Linked DNA regions of Mus musculus: region 1 is linked to region 2. Evidence: chromatin loops called from intact Hi-C (ENCODE). Cell type or tissue: heart. All regions are shown on one strand. Links, peaks and the distances in the headings refer to the core of each region. The heading gives the core; the rest is flanking DNA. Region 1 overlaps Agbl4 (ATP/GTP binding protein-like 4). Region 2 overlaps Agbl4 (ATP/GTP binding protein-like 4).

Region 1 (8,692 bases), core at 155-8,154, 130 kb after region 2:
CTGTCAATAAAACCTCACTGGAATGGAGACCAATCAGAGCTGGGGCAATGATTCCACAGAATAGAGGCTGAAATGTAAATCATCTGATTAGCTGTTGTGTGTTCCTGAGTCAGTGCCCTCACCTCTCAGAGCCTCCCTGTCCTCAGTGGATTTGCACTCTCTATCCTTAGTCTATAGCGTTTTCAGCATGAAGAAATGTTGGACTTTGCCAAAGGCCATTTCTACATCTAATGATATGATTCTGTGAGTTCTGTTCTTAGTCCATTAGGGCTAAGTAGAGGTTAGATGCATGTATTAATTATTTTTCTTGTCTTCGCAATAAAATACCAGGAAGTAGTGGGGGGGGGGATTTTTAGAAATGAAAGGTTCTTCACAGCAGGATATACTTCTCTTAGAATATCTTGTTTATTAAATGAGATTCCTAGATCAAGTTGTGGGTACCACTACTTGGTGACTTGATAGGCAGGTACCAAAGCCCTCAGTATAATACAGGCAGGCTCTTGCCATTCCTCCTAGTTGCCCACCAGAACTAAATTCCCAGACCCTATTGCTGAGATAGCTCACACATTTGTGGAAAGGTACAGAGAAACCAAGCTTGAACTGTGCTAGAAGCCTCCCTTGTGACTAGCTCACATGCTAACTTGACAAGCAAAATGAATCCATTGATGTAATTATAATGGCCTGACTATTGTGGGATCAACAAACTGCTTTCTGTTTTGATTTGAGCCCTTTTCCATAGGAAAGAATTCATCCTTGTGCTGAAAACATGCTCAAAAATTTAGAGGTGATATGCCATAGAGGAGAACTTACTGCTGTTTTTGTTGATGATGATGTTGCTGTTTTATTTTGTTTTATCTAAATTGACATGGTGCAAAATGGCCTTGTAAATATTTTTATGTTTTCACCTACAGAGAAATGCTCAGCCTTAATCAGAGAAACTACTCTTTGCTGTGAGTTCACAGACTCATGGCTGTTCAAGATGATAAGAATAAGTGATCATTGAATACTTAGCCTTAAACATGACATTTATTCTACCCCCTGTAAGGTTCAGGGAACATCCCAGATGGGGGCCAGAAAGAATATGAAAACCAGAATATAGGGAGAAGTGCTGTGAGATATTATGTCCAGAGCATGACACAGCCATGGTAATCATGACCTTACAACAGCTCCGTCCATCTTTCTGAGTCTCCACAAGACTGGGTATGTCAACAGTTAATCGTGGATGGGAAGAAGCTCATGAGGCCATACTACTTGCTAAACTATCTGCTGTTGTGTATGCTAGAGGAGAGGCAGTCACTACCTTCAGTTGTATCACTGGTGAGCCCACCAGGCTTTAGTGTAGTTCCAAGATCATGGTCACAAAGATGACAATGGTGGGCCATAAAACAAAGACAAAAGACAGGAATGTGGAAAAGCAACTGAGAGTAGGGAGCATTGACAGGGGTGGGAAGGGAATAAGAGTGCATTGAGATAAGATTAAAGAGAATACATCATATATATATATATATATATATATATATATGTATATGTATATATATATATATATATATATATATATATATATACAGAATAGATCATATATATGTGTATGTATAATGTATACATGTATGTACATGTATGAAATAGCCAAGAATGAGGAGCTTAACGATGGATCAAATAAAGAATTTTCTAGTCCAGTTGTTATTCCCTTCTTAATGAAAGCCTGAGGGGGGTGGGGAAGAGAAGAGGAATTGGAAATACAGCAGGAAGGAGCTGAGACACCCAGGACCAAATTCCTGGTACTACAGCACAGCTGCAGTCACAGAAAGATGGGCGATTTCAGAAAGAATAAAGCAAAACCCAGGCCAGTCCAATTAGTGATGAGCTTCAAGAGGCTCTGGCAGACTCCAGAACCAATATGGGGGTGGCATGCTGCAAAGCTTGGAAGTCTGCCATCCCAGCCTCCCACTGGGATGTTCAGGTAACGCTGAGGGAGTTGGAAAGGCTTTGCATGGTTGTCTGTCAAGTCACCCACATGGAGAGCATCACAGTAGACAGGAGAAGTCTGGGAAAGGCAGCGTGGGCTGGCCACCCACCCATGAAACCATAAGGGGAACAAATACTGTTTACCAACACAACCATCACCCTCTCCCCAGGGAGAAATGTATCCAAGGGACAGCTCTACCCATGACATTGACACTAGGCAGGTCAGGACTTGAGCTGCAGTTACTATATAACTGACCCCAAAAGCCTCAAAAGGTTATTTGGGCTGTGAAACATGCTGGTGTCTGTTACAGTGCTCAGCACAGGTAGACATCAGACACAGGTTAGTGACTACCTCCTTGGATTTGCTTCCTCCTCTTCTCTATTCCTCTTTGCTTTGCATGCAGGGAAAGAGGCTAGGGAGGATTGTAGTGCTCTTGCCAGGAAGTCCTCTAAACTCTGAGTAACAGCTGATGCTCTTGATATATTTCCTGCAAGCCAGGACTGTTAGAGGTCTTACCTCCACTTGCTTATATCATCCCTGTAGCCCTGATAGGTGTGAATCTCATTAACGTGTCTGTGATCACAGAGCTGATGAAAGGAAGAACCAAGGCCAGGTAGCTTCAGGATTCACACTACCAAACACCACCCAGCAGAGATACCAAACGCACCTATTCCTTCTCGTGGTTGTAGCTCCTTGCTTCTCTGATTCTTCCATTTAATCTTTCTATTAGCTCATCTGGCCCAGGGCTAAGTAGAGGTTAGATGCATGTATTAATTATTTTTCTTGTCTTTGCAATAAAATACCAGGAAGTAGTGTGTGGGGGGGATTATTTTGATTCATAGTTTGAGACTGGACAGTCCACTGCGGAGGGGAAGGCACAGCACCGGAGGCTGTGTGCAGAACTTAGCAGTGGGAATGTGGGAGCTGATTCATGATGACATCAATCAGGGAGCAGAGAGGGCTAGAGGCAGGATTAAACTCCAGTGGTAGCCCACGAGGCCATCCCTTACTAGATGAGTGTGGTTTACGTTTTTTTAACGTTTTAACTGTCTGTACAAATTAATTCCTTTCAAGTGTCCTTTTCCTCAATCATAAAACTGGTTGGCCATCATGCCTTTCTCCAAAGACTGCCTTTGTCAAATTCTTTGCCTCGTGTCTAAGAAGAGTGAGAAACATGGACAATAGGGTGCAGGGCAGATGGAACTTTAATAAGGAAAACCAAAAAAGAACTGAGAGCAGTGGGAGGAGTGCCATGGAAGGGTCAGGTCCGTGCTGCCATGCTGTGCCTGGTGGCCTTTATGGACCTGATTGAGAAAACTGACAGAAGTTGGGATAATCATTATTGACATGGGTCATATTTTAGCACATCACAGACCAAGTCAGTGAGGAATCTGTGTGCCCATGCCTGCCTCATGACCCAGCTGTAGAGGTGAGCACTGGTACTCATCCTGTCGGTGGAGCATAATACTCTATATAACCAGCCTCTGGTCTGCTATGAGTTTGACTTCTGGGAGATAACTCCTGTCTCACCAGCACTTTACACAGTAGGGGTTTGAGGGTTGTTGATGGGAGGTGGTCCTTTCCTTTCACATCCTCCCTTCTGCAGCATCATCTTGCATTGCCCATTCAACCAATATCCACCAGTTAACACTCTGTGCCAGGCATTAGGACCCCAATGGAGATCATGATGATAAAGATGTCTGTCATCTCTCAGTTTCTCTCAAAACTCCCCTGACCCTTATTTGGACCCCATAATGCCATCCTACATACACCATTTGTCCCATCACTTCATAGACTGTCCTGTCTCTATGGCTTGTTAATCTGAACAAATCTCACTTGGTTCTTCTTGCCTCTCTCTAGCTGCAGCTCTTCTCCACCTGATTCGATCATCTCCATTCAACAATTACACCACCAAAGATTTAGAAGGAAAGAGACTATTCTTCTCAGAGCCCATGATTATGTCACTTGCAGACTACAGAACTCTATGGCGGCATGTCACCAAGATTCTACACTTCCCCGTTCTTGACCTAGAGAAAATCCCCTGCTATAAGTTGCCCATGTTAATTCTCCCACATTCCCAGAGATACGGGGAGCCCTGGGATTTTTTTTTCCAATTGCATTCTCTGAGCTGCTAAGAAATGCCCACATCAGACTAATCACCTTCTAAACAAATGGTATAGACAGACAGGGTGGGGGCTGACCTGGCTGCACAAGCTGCTGTTTTCAATTTAGAGGCCATGCATTATTTACACTGCCATTATTCCCCTCGATTTGACTTCACGCTTTAGCCCTAATTTCAGTATAATCAAAACCAATGAATATTTAATCAGAATTGCTTCCAGAAATTGAGTAATGCCATTAACATAATGGCCCCCAACTTCAAAGCTGCTTTCCTTCAAATGCCTCTGACCTACACCTTTCCACATGGCCCTCCAGGTACCCAACTATATTTCAGAATGGAAGGGAACTCAGAACCCAGATCTGTGATAAACTTCCTTCCGGCACCAGAAAAAAATGGCCAGCACATCAGCAGCCCCAACTGTGCTGGCCCTAATGAAAGAGACTCAACCAAGTTCTATAGGTGAACCTCTTTTTAAGGTACCTCCTTTTAGAAAAAGCAGCAAAATGTCTGGGAAACTGAATTATGCTCTGGGTGTAGGTATGCCAGGACTCAGTTGCTCTTCACAGAGCAAGACAAGAAGACATCCAGCTTTGGTCCACTAGCATGAAAGGCAAGGACCTCACCAGGCCTAGGTTGGTCCTGAAACATCAAAACTCCTCTCACTAGTCCAGGACTGATAGAATGACCACGCCTTGTGCTGCCACCTGCTGGTGACTTCCAGCATGATGCTTCCAGAATTCACTCTTTTGAGGGTGTGGGTGGGGACAGAGAAAGAAATCGTGTTTGTTTTAGGACCAAGCCAGGTACCTGGACAGCAATTTTGGAATGTGGGCATTATCATTTCCATTTTACAACAGGGAGAATGAGGCTAGTAAAGTGTGGTAATGTAACTGTCAGAGAAGGCAAGATGCGGTTTAGCTCACATCTCCTAATCCTGGCCCAGAGATTTTTAAATTTTTTTCTAGTGCTCCAAACACCACTATAAATAAGTGAATTTCTAACTAAGGGACTTTAATACTGACCAGACAGATAAAAGGACAGATGGAGGTTTTGTGCAGTTGCCTTGTAAGCCTGAAATTGCTTGCGTGTAACATTCACTCACTCTATTCATTTCTGAGGCTTGATATACTCCTAAGAGGTGAAAAATTACAACAATGACAGATACGACAGAGAACCTGAAGGACTTTAACACGTGTGGAGAAACATCCTGGGGCTGGGTTGATGCAGAAGGCGGCAACCTCAGAGGTGTTGAAAACAATGGATGCATACAACACAAAGCACAAAGGACTTACCTGGTTTACTGCTCCTTAGCCAAAGCCAGAGCCTAATTCTGGTCACATTTGGATCCCTCAGCTCAACCTCATTCCTAACCTTGAATCCAGTTACCAAATGAGCCCCTCTCAGAATGACTGCTGGGATTGGGCTGCATCTCTATGTAGCCTGAGATAGCCTGCACTCTGGTTTCGCTTTCCCTCCCCTGTACTCCAGGCTATCTAGGCTAATTTAGGGGTGTCTTTAGTTGGGCCCTGGGCAGAGAATGGCCACTGGGCTTGAGGCAACTTCAAGGGAAACTCCATGGAACAAAGCTCAAAGAAGCATGAAGCATCAGTAAGATGGCCTGAGCTGACCAGCTAGGCTGTGATAAACGCAGGGAGTGAGTGACCAGGAGGTAAGGCAAGAGAAGCTATTGGGGTACAGTGGTGAGAAGCACAGAGTGCACAGACTGCCCTTAGCCAGCCCCGTGCTTTTGACCCAAAGGCAAAAGAAACCACCCAAAGCTACTTACCATGTTGACTACAGAAACTAGACTGAACCAGACACTGGTCCTGACACACACACACACACACACACACACACACACCAAGTCCTTCCCCTATCCCTGCCCCCATCCCCTGCTGTAGTAGGTTCTTCTACTACTTGTATACCTAGGTTAGATCCAGTGGCACTTCTGTCCTTTAGTTCTGTCTAATCTATAGCATCCCTGTGTGTTGTGAACCACAGATTCACATCTCCTTTCACAAAGAGGAAATGAAGGCTCCCTTAGGAGGGAAGCTTTGCCTAGGAGGAGGGCCTGGAACTGAGCAGGATCCTGGTTTCAAATCGCTCCTACTATGTCTGGCATCATGCCAGGTACTCTCATCCTACCCTCACAACGACCAGGCCATGTCATTATCTCTGTTCTATGGAGGAGAATGCTAAGGCCCAGAGACACTTAGTCACTACCCAAAGTCACAGAGCAAATATGTACAAAGGAGAACAATACTGGAATGTAGGTCTAGATGATCCCAGAACCCTGGCAGCTCATGAGAGCTGGTCTTCCTTCTTTGCATTTTGAAGGTAGGATAATTCATTTAGCTGCCATGGGAAGGGAGGATTCTGCTGACCACACTATTTCCCCACACCCGGGTTCTTCTAGTCACTTAAACCTGACTCCAGAAAGATGTTACTTATCTGTAGCTAGACTCACTGTCTTGACAATGCGGACTTGGCCTCATTTCTGCCTGTGTTATTTAGAGCTCAGCATAAGGCTGGGGCTTTGGGATCAGGCAGAAGGCATTTGCCTCCTGGATGGCTTCTTACTGCTCTATAATCTTAGGCATGAACAAGCCCTCTGGACACTGCAATTCTGCTTTCCACAAGCAGGGAAGAATGGTGCCTACTCTGCACAGATGCTGGAAGAATACAAAATAGCAGCGCATGGCAAGAACTCAATTAATCATTGCTTGACAATTGCTTTTCACATTTATCTTGTGTCTCTCTCTGTACCAGGTGCTGTTTGCTGTCATGCTCAGGTTCCATCGGCCTCCCTCAGAGCAACACAGTGCCTACCTGCTAGCATGTGCAACTGAGGCCGACCTCTGACCTTTAGAACCACTCTGCCCCACCCCTTCAGCTCTCTTCCTTCCCCACAGGACTAGACCTGGCAAGAAAGGAAGGTTGCAGAAGTTATCACTCCTGCACAGGAGGGGGCGCTGCTCCCTGGCCCTAACCTTAATGGGAACTCAGGTATCAGCTTCATTTTGTGTCTCAAGTTCTTTATTTGTAAACAGTGGAAAATAATCCCCATCCTTCTAGTGTCTTGGCTGCTTCTAGTGTCAAATTGGCTGATAGTTACTACATCGCTCTCAAACTGTGACTATGTTGCAGGGTTTATGATGACCACTAGCATCTGCTTTCAAAATAGCATTCTACTCTCTGTCCTGTATGTGATGGTTTACCTTAACACTTACCATATTTTCAGCATCCAGTAGATGACAGTTCCTGTACTGGGTTAGAAGTAAAATAATCTGAAACTACTAGAAGAAGCAGACATGAATGAATGAATTAATGAATGAATGAATGAATAATGAGTAAGAAACATGTAAAATTACCCTTCATTGAAACATCTGGATGTTGGTATGGTAGCTGGCTAGTAATACTTAACATAGAACCTTCTGTCTTTCTATCAGAAGCCCCACAAAGACACATGGGATAATAAAAGCTGACAAAAGTGCTACATATCGTATTTGAGGATGGGGCAATTTTATGTCTGCTCCTACAGCAAATCGTGTGAAAATCCACTTTCCGTACATCCTGCTCCTAGGTGTAGGATGTGCTGAGAAGTGAAGTGGGAGTCTCTGCAGAGGACCTGCCTTTGAGCCGCAGGGCTCCCATCCTGCTGCTCTAGGACTCTGCGGCTCTCCTGTCTTCTTGAGCTTCTACTGAGAAACAGATCTGAGCTGTGGCCTCAACAGGAAGCAGAAGATGGCTAGTATCCACAGGCACAGAGAACATTAAAAGAAGGACTTGTGAATATAAGACAGGAAGTGCTTGGAAGAAGTGTTTGCTGGAGAAAGGAGGGCAATGCAAACTGTATGAGAAAGTCAACTTCAGGGGTGCGGTGGAGTGGTGGTAAATCACCCTCTTAGCAGATCTGGGGGACATAAACTTGGACTTTAGGTCTGACCCTGGAAGGCCTCACCCCTGGATAAGGAACAGTGTCTGCTGCATTCCTGCATTTCCCATTTGCAGTTGGCAAGTCTTCTGGAGACTGCTCTATTCAAAGACGATTAAGTGAAGCAAAATATAGCCTACAACCTCAACCAAGAGAAAATAATAAAGACCTGGTTCTGGATGGGATTTAACAGAAGGAAAGATCACCCTGTGAGCCTGAGGGAAGAGAAGCTTTGAAAAGAGATTGAGAACGTGTCAGAGAGTTTAGGAAGCTCAGAAGGAGTTAGACCAGCTACTTACACAGCCAGGGAATAAGGGGAGATGGCAGAGGATGGGATGTTAGAGACAGAGAAAGACACTGATGAAAGCCAATGTGCTGAATGAGTACAGAACCAAGACCTAGCTAAAATTCCCAGCAGGATGAAGGAGGAACAGAACTGATACTGTAGAAGTGAAGCGTACTTTCTCACGCCAGGAGAAGAAGGCAGATTTGAAAGAATAGAGGGAAAAGTTCAGAGAGCAGCATAAGAAAGAAAAAAAATATGACAGGTACAAAAGACAAGTGTGGATTCTGAGAACTAAAGGGAGACACAATGACAATGAAAACCACAGATGTGACATGTGACAAAGGAAAATGTTCTGAGCCGAAACAAATATCTTCACGAACCAAA
Region 2 (8,692 bases), core at 289-8,288:
GGTTCCTCAGATTTCTGTGAGTTTCCTGGCCCCTCTTCCTGTCCCTACTCATCTCTGCATGCTCTGACATTGAACCCACCTTGCCTGGGCCACAGAAGACCTAGGACACCCTCATAAGGACCTTAGGACTTGAACCATCATATGATTGCACCTTGAATGTGTGACAAATCTGTGTGAAAGATGTTAGAAACATAGTAGTTGAACTCCCCTAGGGAAACAGTCCTGCTCATTACTGATCCCCAGTGCCTAGCAAAGAGGTACATATAGAATGGTAAATATCTGTTTTGAATTTCCTCCATTTAACACGTTTACTGGTGGAAGAAATGAAAGCCTGGAGAGGAAATTTAGTTACCCTGGCTGGCTTCTCTGACCACTAGTAATAACCTAACAGGGTCTTTCCTGGGCCCTTGTTTCCTAAAACAGTCCTGTGGGGCAGTGGGCTGCACACAGACAGCCTTTTTTTCTCTCACCACCTCACACAGTCCTAATATGATATAGGCTTTTCATTACTTGTTCCAAATTTCTTTTAGCTCATTGGTGGGTGCAACACACAGGTGAATTAATTATTGCTTTAAAGACATGGAGGCGAAGGCCAGTATGATGTCATAGCAAGACAGTGACCTTGGGCTAACACTTTAATGTTCCTCCAGCACCTGGATACCATGCTGCTGCTCTCTCTGAGATGCAGTAAAGATCCATGTTTATACACACCATCATCTTGGGATCCGAGGTGATCAGTCACACTCGATGATGATGCATTTGTTTTCAGGAGGCACTTCCAGGCTGGCCTGCAGTACCAGCCACAGTCTCTGGAGTCTGTCTGCCTTTATGATGATGCCTTGTCCAGGTGCCCTGCCATGCTGGTACCTTAACATTCACAGTGCTACTGCTCACCGTGGAACAGCCACTGACCATAAAAGCTGACATTTTGAAGATTAAAATGCTTTGGGTTAGTCGTGCACCTGTGAAATCATTGTTCCTTCTTGTCCCACTATGCAATCTAAAAATGAATTGTAGCATAGCCCAGTAACTTCTGCAGAGCCCAATAGCTTCCCCTCAATAACTCCTCCCAGTAAAAAGCCACGATTGGGTGAAAAACTCTCAGCTACTTAGGAATAAACAAACAAGGGGAGGCAGTAGTCTCGAAGTAGGGGTCTATTTGACCAGAGCTGGGGGTCTATTGACTCTCCAGGGACAGTGGGGGTTCCAGTGTAGAGGAAGTTTGGGGCCAGGCAGGCCAAGTCCCTCAGGTACTCTGTATGGGAGAGTAGGTACTGTTGGGTCATAGGTTCTGGCTCTGCCCCCACCCCCACCCCCACAAGTATGAAAGCTCAATAAGGGAATGGAATACCTTCTTTCCTGAAAGAAGGTAGTGACTGCTTCAAATGGCTACCTTGAGAACTAAGCCAATAGAATGCTTAGCACAGAGAGACAAAACACAACTTTCCAGGCACCTTCCCTATGCCATAAATATTTCCTTCCCACAATCCCAGGGGGCAGAGGGAGCCTCTTGCACATGACTTTTACTAAAATGCTTCTCCAAAGGCAAGAGAGCTTGGGATATTGTGGTTTGCCCTCAGCATACTGAGTAGACTCAAACTGCAGTCAATTTTTGTATGGGAAAACTCAAGAGTAGAGGTCTCTTTGCTTTAAGACTGGTTGTCCATGGTGGTGAAGACAAGTCTCTGCCCAGGACACCAGATGACCTCTCGGCATCTCTCTAACCTTCTGGGAGCCCCAGTGATCACAGAGTACTGTGCAGCCTGGGAAGAGCCATCAACCCTTCCTAGAAGCCAGTCAGGGCATGAAGTACTTATATCAACTCATTTTCTTCTCACAAAGACCCTGGGAGGTTTGTATTATTATCTCTATTCAGGAGGCTCAAGCCCAAAGAGGCCACAGTAAGTTGTCTAGAGCTACACAGGTTTAGAAATGAAACCAGACCCATGTCATTTTAGAGCCAGCATTTCTAACTGCCTGGCCCTATGCCACTTGCTGACCCTGCTTTTCTCCGCATCTGTGCTGAAATATATGACAATCTTTGAGGACAGCTAGAAGGATACTGTCTAGACATGCTTGCATTATCCTTGTGTCTGGTTAGGCCACAGGCAGCTGGATGCTCAGACTGTGTTTTAGGACCGAGTCCTTGGCTCTCATGAAGGATCACTGTGAAAGATACCCATGTCTCATGTGATCCATAGGCTGCCCTCTGCTGAAGGAGTACTCATGAACCAGAGGCCAGAGCCCACTCTCCTGGGCTTCCAACATGAATCTCTCAGACAAATGTCTTCTTAGGAGTTCGGTGCTGGGAAACATTCCTTGTTTCTTTGTGGTACTACATGCTTTTGCTTCAATTTGCCACAAGTCATAAATAAATTAGCAAATACATTCAAGTCACACTGGTGGGTGTCCTGTGGGGCCTTAGAACATGACTCCTTCCTTACCATAAAACTTCCTTGTAAGATGCACTATGAATAGAGACTCCTTGACGTCAGATACCCTTCAGCTGACTATACCTTACCTCGGCTCAGAGTCCCTTATCAGTGCTTAGACAAGAAGACCCATGTCTTTCCTAGGGGAGACAGAGGAGAGAATAGAGCACAGAAGGAAGTTCCTTCAAAGTGAAGGAGAAGTCTACAGTTTCCTGAAAGACTCAAAACAATGATATTTGATTCTGAATTGTAGTGCCAAGAAAAAAAAAAGGAGGGGGAGGGAAGCTTGGAGGGGGTTTTGAAAAGAGGACAAGAATAGCAGAAGGCCTGCCAGGTGATATGGCTGAAAGGGAGATGAACAATATCGTAGGGACTGCGTGCCACACTCAGGACACATGACTTCATTGACCCCTCAGTCAGGTACAGAGTCAGAGCACTAAGTAACCTTCTGAAGTCATCTCAATGGAGTGCTCTGGGTCTAAATGTGATATGAATACAAAGCACTAAGTACAAGGTAAGAGGGAAAAGAACATAAGAAAGAACTGAAGTCATGGGAAGGGGGAAGGGGGCTGAGTAGGGTTGAAGATGAGGGAGTGAACAAGGTGAGGGAAGGATGCAGACAGCCACACATGAAACATACATGTGTCTAAGAAAGCACCAAATAGATGAACAGACAAAGGTAATGGAGAAGAGGAAGAGAGAGTCAAAGGGATGGCCGGTAGGGGATAACGCTCATGCTAAGACCTAAGAGAAGTCAGGAAGTGCAAGCCTCCCTCTTCCAGATCCCCAAAGATAGCTGGGAGCTGGTGGTGGTGAGGGCAGAGCTCAGGCGGTAGCCTAGACAAAGGAAGGGGTTGTCTTCAGTCTTCTGGTGGGAAAAAAACTGGCTCTCTATGGTAGCCATGCACCCCAGGGCCAGGAGGGGGCGCTTCAACCTCAGGCAACTGCAAGGAAGCTGCTGCTAGAGTCTTCAGGTGTCTCTGTGAGCCAGGAGGGAAGGAGCCAAGCCAGGAGTGAGAAGCCAGATCTCACCAAACCCCCAATAGTTCTAAGGGTTCCTAGCCCTATGGCTAGCACTTCTCCCATGCCATCAGATCAGTGGACATGAGTTTGACACTGAAATTATTTGGGTCCTCCCTGGCTGTCCTCATGCCATCAAGAACCACCTCTGGGCCTGTCCCTGTCTCCATCTCTTCCAGATGGCTTTCTGTTCGAATGGGTAGAATGCCTCCCTCTTCACCCTGCATGCACCCCGACCCCCACCAAAAATCTCTCCCTTTGTGAGTGGAACACTTTCAGACCCACCTCTCCCCTACGCATTTGATCTGCACAACCTCATGTACTAGCTAAATCAGAGAGAACTGAAAACAGAGGGAGGCATCAGTGGTCTGTGGTCACGTGACCAAATAACCCCCAGCACTTCCCAGTCACTGAATTCTATTAGGCAAATCCAGGTCTCTTAACTCTCATCCCTGTTTTTTCAATTCCAGATTAGGGAGAGAGTGGGTTCCACACATGTGTATAACTGAGACCAAATGTGAAATCTCAGCCACCCCGAACTCCAGCCTCAGCCAAGCTCCAGCACTGTCTTAATGCTGACACTGATTACACTGTGACTTTGTCCTCATGAAATAATTTATTTAATTTAAAAAACAAACAAACAAACAAAAAGCTGTGCTGGTGAGAACAGATTTGGAAGTCTAATCCCAGCGAAATAACTGAGTACTCCAAACACATAGCTAAGAAGACTACTATTTCAAAACCACAAGAGCCCCCTAAGAATCTCAGAGACACCTGGTCCAAGCACATTGCCTCTAGTCTGATAGCCCAGAAATGAATAACTTGATTTCACCTAATACATTACTTGGTTAGAAAGAGTAACAATCGTGGTGCAATTTACTGAGTGCCTACTACGTTCTTGGCAATTGAACAGGCACTGGAGTATATTTCCCAGTGTTTGCATCTACTCAAAACACCCCTGTGAGGTAAGTATTAGAATGACATCATGGCAGATTAGCTGACAGAGAATCAATGCAACCAAGTCATTGGAGCCACACCACTGGTAAAAAGCAAAACCAGGATTTGCATCCGATCCAGCCTGGCTGGGGAAGGTGCTTTCTTCCTTACCCTGTTATTTAACATGCCAGCTGTGAGCTACAGTTCTGCTATAAGCTTCATCACTTTGTGTCTTCTCTTCAAAGACCATATTTTAGTGGGGTGATTAGAGGACGAGAACATGGGGAAGAAGCCCTATTAACCCAAGGCAAATCTGTGTAGACTGAGAGCTCTGGTCCTGAGCCTCCTCAGAGTTCCCTCCAGCTCCCTCCCTCTTTGGAGACACATCAACAAGCCAATCACGGCCATAGCCCAGCTAAAGGCCCTTGTCTCAGACAGAGCTGGCAGCTGCCTCCTCTTATTGGCAGCACATTTATCATCTTGAGGAAAATATTGACGGAAAGAAACCCTAGCCAGGCAATGTGTCTCTGCCGGGTGTGCAGCCTGGGGTGAGACGTGGTGTTGATTCTGAGGTTGTTCTATGGAGAACAGCTGGTGCTCCAGGAGTCTGACAAATTCCTAAGAAGGACTATGTCCAGCACTTAGTAGATGTCTAACAAATGTGAGTTAGATCCAAATTCAACTCTTTGAATGAAGTTTGATGGTTGAAGCTCTTTGTCCAAATCCATTTTTAATAGTTAGGATCCAAGGAGGGAAGTAGAGAAGTTTGCTCAAAATCATATAGCACATCAGTGGTTGATGACAGATTAGTAAAGAATGTGCTTTGTGAATCTCACATCAGAACACTGAGAAGGTCACTAGGCAAACTCCAAATTGCTAGCATGGTACCATGGTGCATCTGCCTAGCTCAGATGGCCCTGGGAGCTGTCCTGCCTTACCTGCCAGGGTAGGTGTTTCCCCTGGCACATTGCTAGGGAGTGGTGGTCCTTTGCCAGATGACCTCACATGATCAAGGAGGGAAGCAGAAGCAGCTCTCTCGGGGCTCTAGCTATTGTCTAGTCTGGTCTGCCTGCATGGACTTCTGCACCCTCCTCCTCCCACACTAGACCTTTGTGATGGTACTTCCTTGATACATCTCTTCTCACTCCTGGTGTCCCCAAAGCTGATCTAAACACTTTCTGTCTGCTCCACACTCCCCTCTTTCACTATACTGTACTAAAGTCACTCTCTGATTGTCTCTACTGACACATTTCTAGGTAGAGGTCAGGACTTGCTCTGTGTGCCCTCAGACACAAGCAAGAGGCTGGCATATAGGAGATGCTCAGGGAATCAATGCCCTAGTCCTGGATCCTCTTGTCATTATCCTATGTGCACAGGCTCAGAATGGGGCTGCCACATATTAGGCCTTACTTTGAACTTTAGAGTCACATAGAACAGCTTTATTACTCAGCTCTGTGGTTACTCTTTAGAGACTTGATCAATCAAAATCAGGCTCCTAAAAGAAAATCAGCTCCTAAAGGTCCCTACTCCAAGGAAAACTCCCCAATTTCTTTAACTCGTCTCTCATAGGCCATAGCTTTGGAAGGAGTGGCTAACAAGCCTGGTGGTTTTGTTTGTTGTTGTTGTTTTTCAAATATTCTAGTCTTAGGGCTGAAAGCTCCATATTACCTCTCTCATAAATCCCTCTTTGCAGTTTTGTGTCCCCCCACCCCCAACCACCACCACCACCATGGTCCTTCAGGTCCCATGTACCATTTTATTTGTGTCTAACATAAACTGATGGCCAGAAATGAAAACACTCTCTGGGCTAATGACAGTAGCCAGGAAAAAAGAGCCAGCACTACCTCGCTCCCCAGAGAAGCTTAAAGCTTCTGTCCACCTTTGGCAGCAGGGTAGTATATAGTGGTGGGGTTGACACATCCATTTTTTGCTCAATAATGCACTTAACAGTGTCAATTAAGGTGCCTAAACCTTTCCCCAGACCTCTATCTACTTTCCTGAGTTGCCTTTTTTTTTTTTTTTTTTTTTTTTTTGTCTAAGGGCAAAAATTATTTGACATCATTGTTCTACATTGTCTAACTAGAACCTCAAATGTTCCTAGTGGTTCTCAATTAAACAGTGGCTTTTAAAGCAGTTGTGTTGTGACATTTTGACAGTCCCTGTTGTCTTCTGGGCTGAACAAAGTTAAGCTCAAGGATGCAATTGGTTGAAACTGAGCTCAGGGAAAGCCTTGGCTTTGAGAATGCTCCCACATTTGTGCAACAAGAAAGTGGGAAGACAAGTACTTGGTGTGCACAGGTGTACAAGTGAACATGGGTGCAGACAAATAGATTTGGGCAACTTGGGAGTCAGCCAGGATGCTTCCTGCCTGCCAGCTCACAGCTGCAATCCTGAAACAATATAGGCTCTTTATCATCATCATGGTTTCCATGGAGCCAAGCTTGCAGCGCCACAAGTGAAAGCTGACAGTTATCACTATAAAGTAACTTTACAACTTTGTAATTTGTAGATCTCTGCTGACAGTAATATTAACAGCATTTCGAATTATGGTGATAAACTTGACAAAAGCAGATAAAACCTTCGAAACCTCCTTTTGGGGGGATGAAGGAGGCTTGGAGAATGAAGGTAATGGCATTTCAGTTTTCCAGCCAAACAGTGAGCATTCAGGAGCCAGGGCACACTTTGACACGAATGTGGGCGTCAACTGGTACAAGGCAAGGTGGCTAAGAGCAATCAGAAGCTGGTGTTGGTCAACAGAGCTGGGTCATCAGGGATGACAGACAGGTTAGTATCAGGGACCAGGCCTACAGGAAGGGGTTTCTGTAGGTAGAGAAAAATTAAGAGCTGTAGGAGTCCCAGCCTCTCTGGAGTTCATAAGCACAGTCCCTGTCCTCCAGGAGGACATGGGAGGGAAGAAGAGAGGATGGCAAGATGGTGTGCCAGGTGGAACTTAGAGCTGGACCTATTGGGATTTTAAACCCCAGCTCTAACACTTCTAAGCAGTCCTCTAGCACCCAGCACTAGAAAGTGGGGTCCCTAAGGGGCTCATGTGGAATAGTCCATGCTATCCTTTAAGTATCAGAGGCCCGTCCTGTCTCTTTCTAGTGCTCCCTTATCCTGCTTGACCCCCAGAAGTATGAACGTGGGTCACCATGATCAGCCTATTTTCGACAGGCCCAGAGGGTGGGGATGATTTTCTTTGAAGAGGTTTGATGTTTCGAATCAGACCAGACACAGTAATTGCTCAACTGAGACTGTTTTGTGACTAGAATTAATTGGAACTTCTTAATTTCCTGAGACTGACTGGGCAGTCTCTGGGCCTGCCAGAGTTCTCATATCTATGGTTCTATTATCTATATTCATCTATCTAGGAAGCCAGTGGAAACAAACAATAACAATGTTTTGTAACTGTTATTGCAGCATATTCAATGTGCTTCTTTCACGGGTCTTTCTCCCATGGTTATTGATCACTGCTTGTTCCTGGCCCAGCCCCAGCTACCGTGGAATGCTTGGACAGAGCATCCTTCCCCTGGCATCTGGCCTCTCTCCTGTACTTCTCCCTCTGCCAGGAAGGTGGCTCCACCCCCTTCTTGCCTAGTTTGCATCTATTCACCCTGGAAGTCTGAGCCCTGGTTTCTCTTCTTCTAGGAAGTTCTTTCCCCTCTGCTCCCTGATGACCCCTTCCCCCTAGCCCAGCAGATCTTTCATCTGCCAGGACCTTTATTCTCTTTCCCTTGTCCTCTTTGCTCAAAAACCTATCTTCTTAAATACATAGCCACTTATTCCCATCTCTTTCCAATGTCTAATGGGTTTTGTTGGACAGATGGATAAATAAAATAGTTTGATGAACATGTCAGAAGGCCCACTCTGAGGGGTCCACTGAGGTCTGAAATGACAGCAGTTAGCTGACAGAATCTTGGTATTTTCCCTTGGCTAGCTGTACCATACTTCAGAGCCAGCATTATCTGATTTCAGTATGGACACAGCCACAGGAAACCAGCCTGCTCAGGACTCAGGCTCCCTCTTCCCAAAATTAGCTTGTAACCAGACCAGAAACAAAGGCTGGAGAATCATTGAGTAACTTTATGATTCTAGTTTGTCCTTTTCTCCTTCTCTCCTTTTCTCCTTCTCTCTCTCTCTCTCTCTCTCTCTGTCAACCATTTGAAAATAGCATATTTATTAGTTGTCAGGACAATAAAATGTAAATAGTAATAACTGGAGAGTTGCCTGAAAGTATCAAGACTCTACCATTTCACAACAAAAGGATGACAAATGACAGGAAGGAAAAGTGAGAGAATGATATC

The links. A loop is a pair of places that touch in the nucleus more often than their neighbours do. Peaks named below come from ENCODE experiments on the same cell type or tissue, not always from the same donor. Only the 100,000 strongest peaks of a DNase experiment are listed, where the experiment ranks them.
Region 1: a loop joins it to region 2, with 9 times the contacts of the local background. A loop is called at or near these places in 27 of 42 quality-filtered maps.

The regions. Positions count from the first base shown.
Region 1 is chr4:111,492,231-111,500,922 of GRCm38, reverse strand. All of the region lies in intron 6 of Agbl4 (ATP/GTP binding protein-like 4), which reads right to left. Among named protein-coding and RNA genes, the nearest start is that of Bend5, 82 kb to the right of the region's middle. In heart, for the core only: CTCF peaks have their summits at 4,798 (motif pointing left) and 7,052 (motif pointing right); a DNase peak (open chromatin) is centred at 4,772.
Region 2 is chr4:111,621,281-111,629,972 of GRCm38, reverse strand. All of the region lies in intron 11 of Agbl4 (ATP/GTP binding protein-like 4), which reads right to left. Among named protein-coding and RNA genes, the nearest start is that of Spata6, 94 kb to the left of the region's middle. In heart, for the core only: no CTCF peak of the experiment used is centred there; a DNase peak (open chromatin) is centred at 4,852.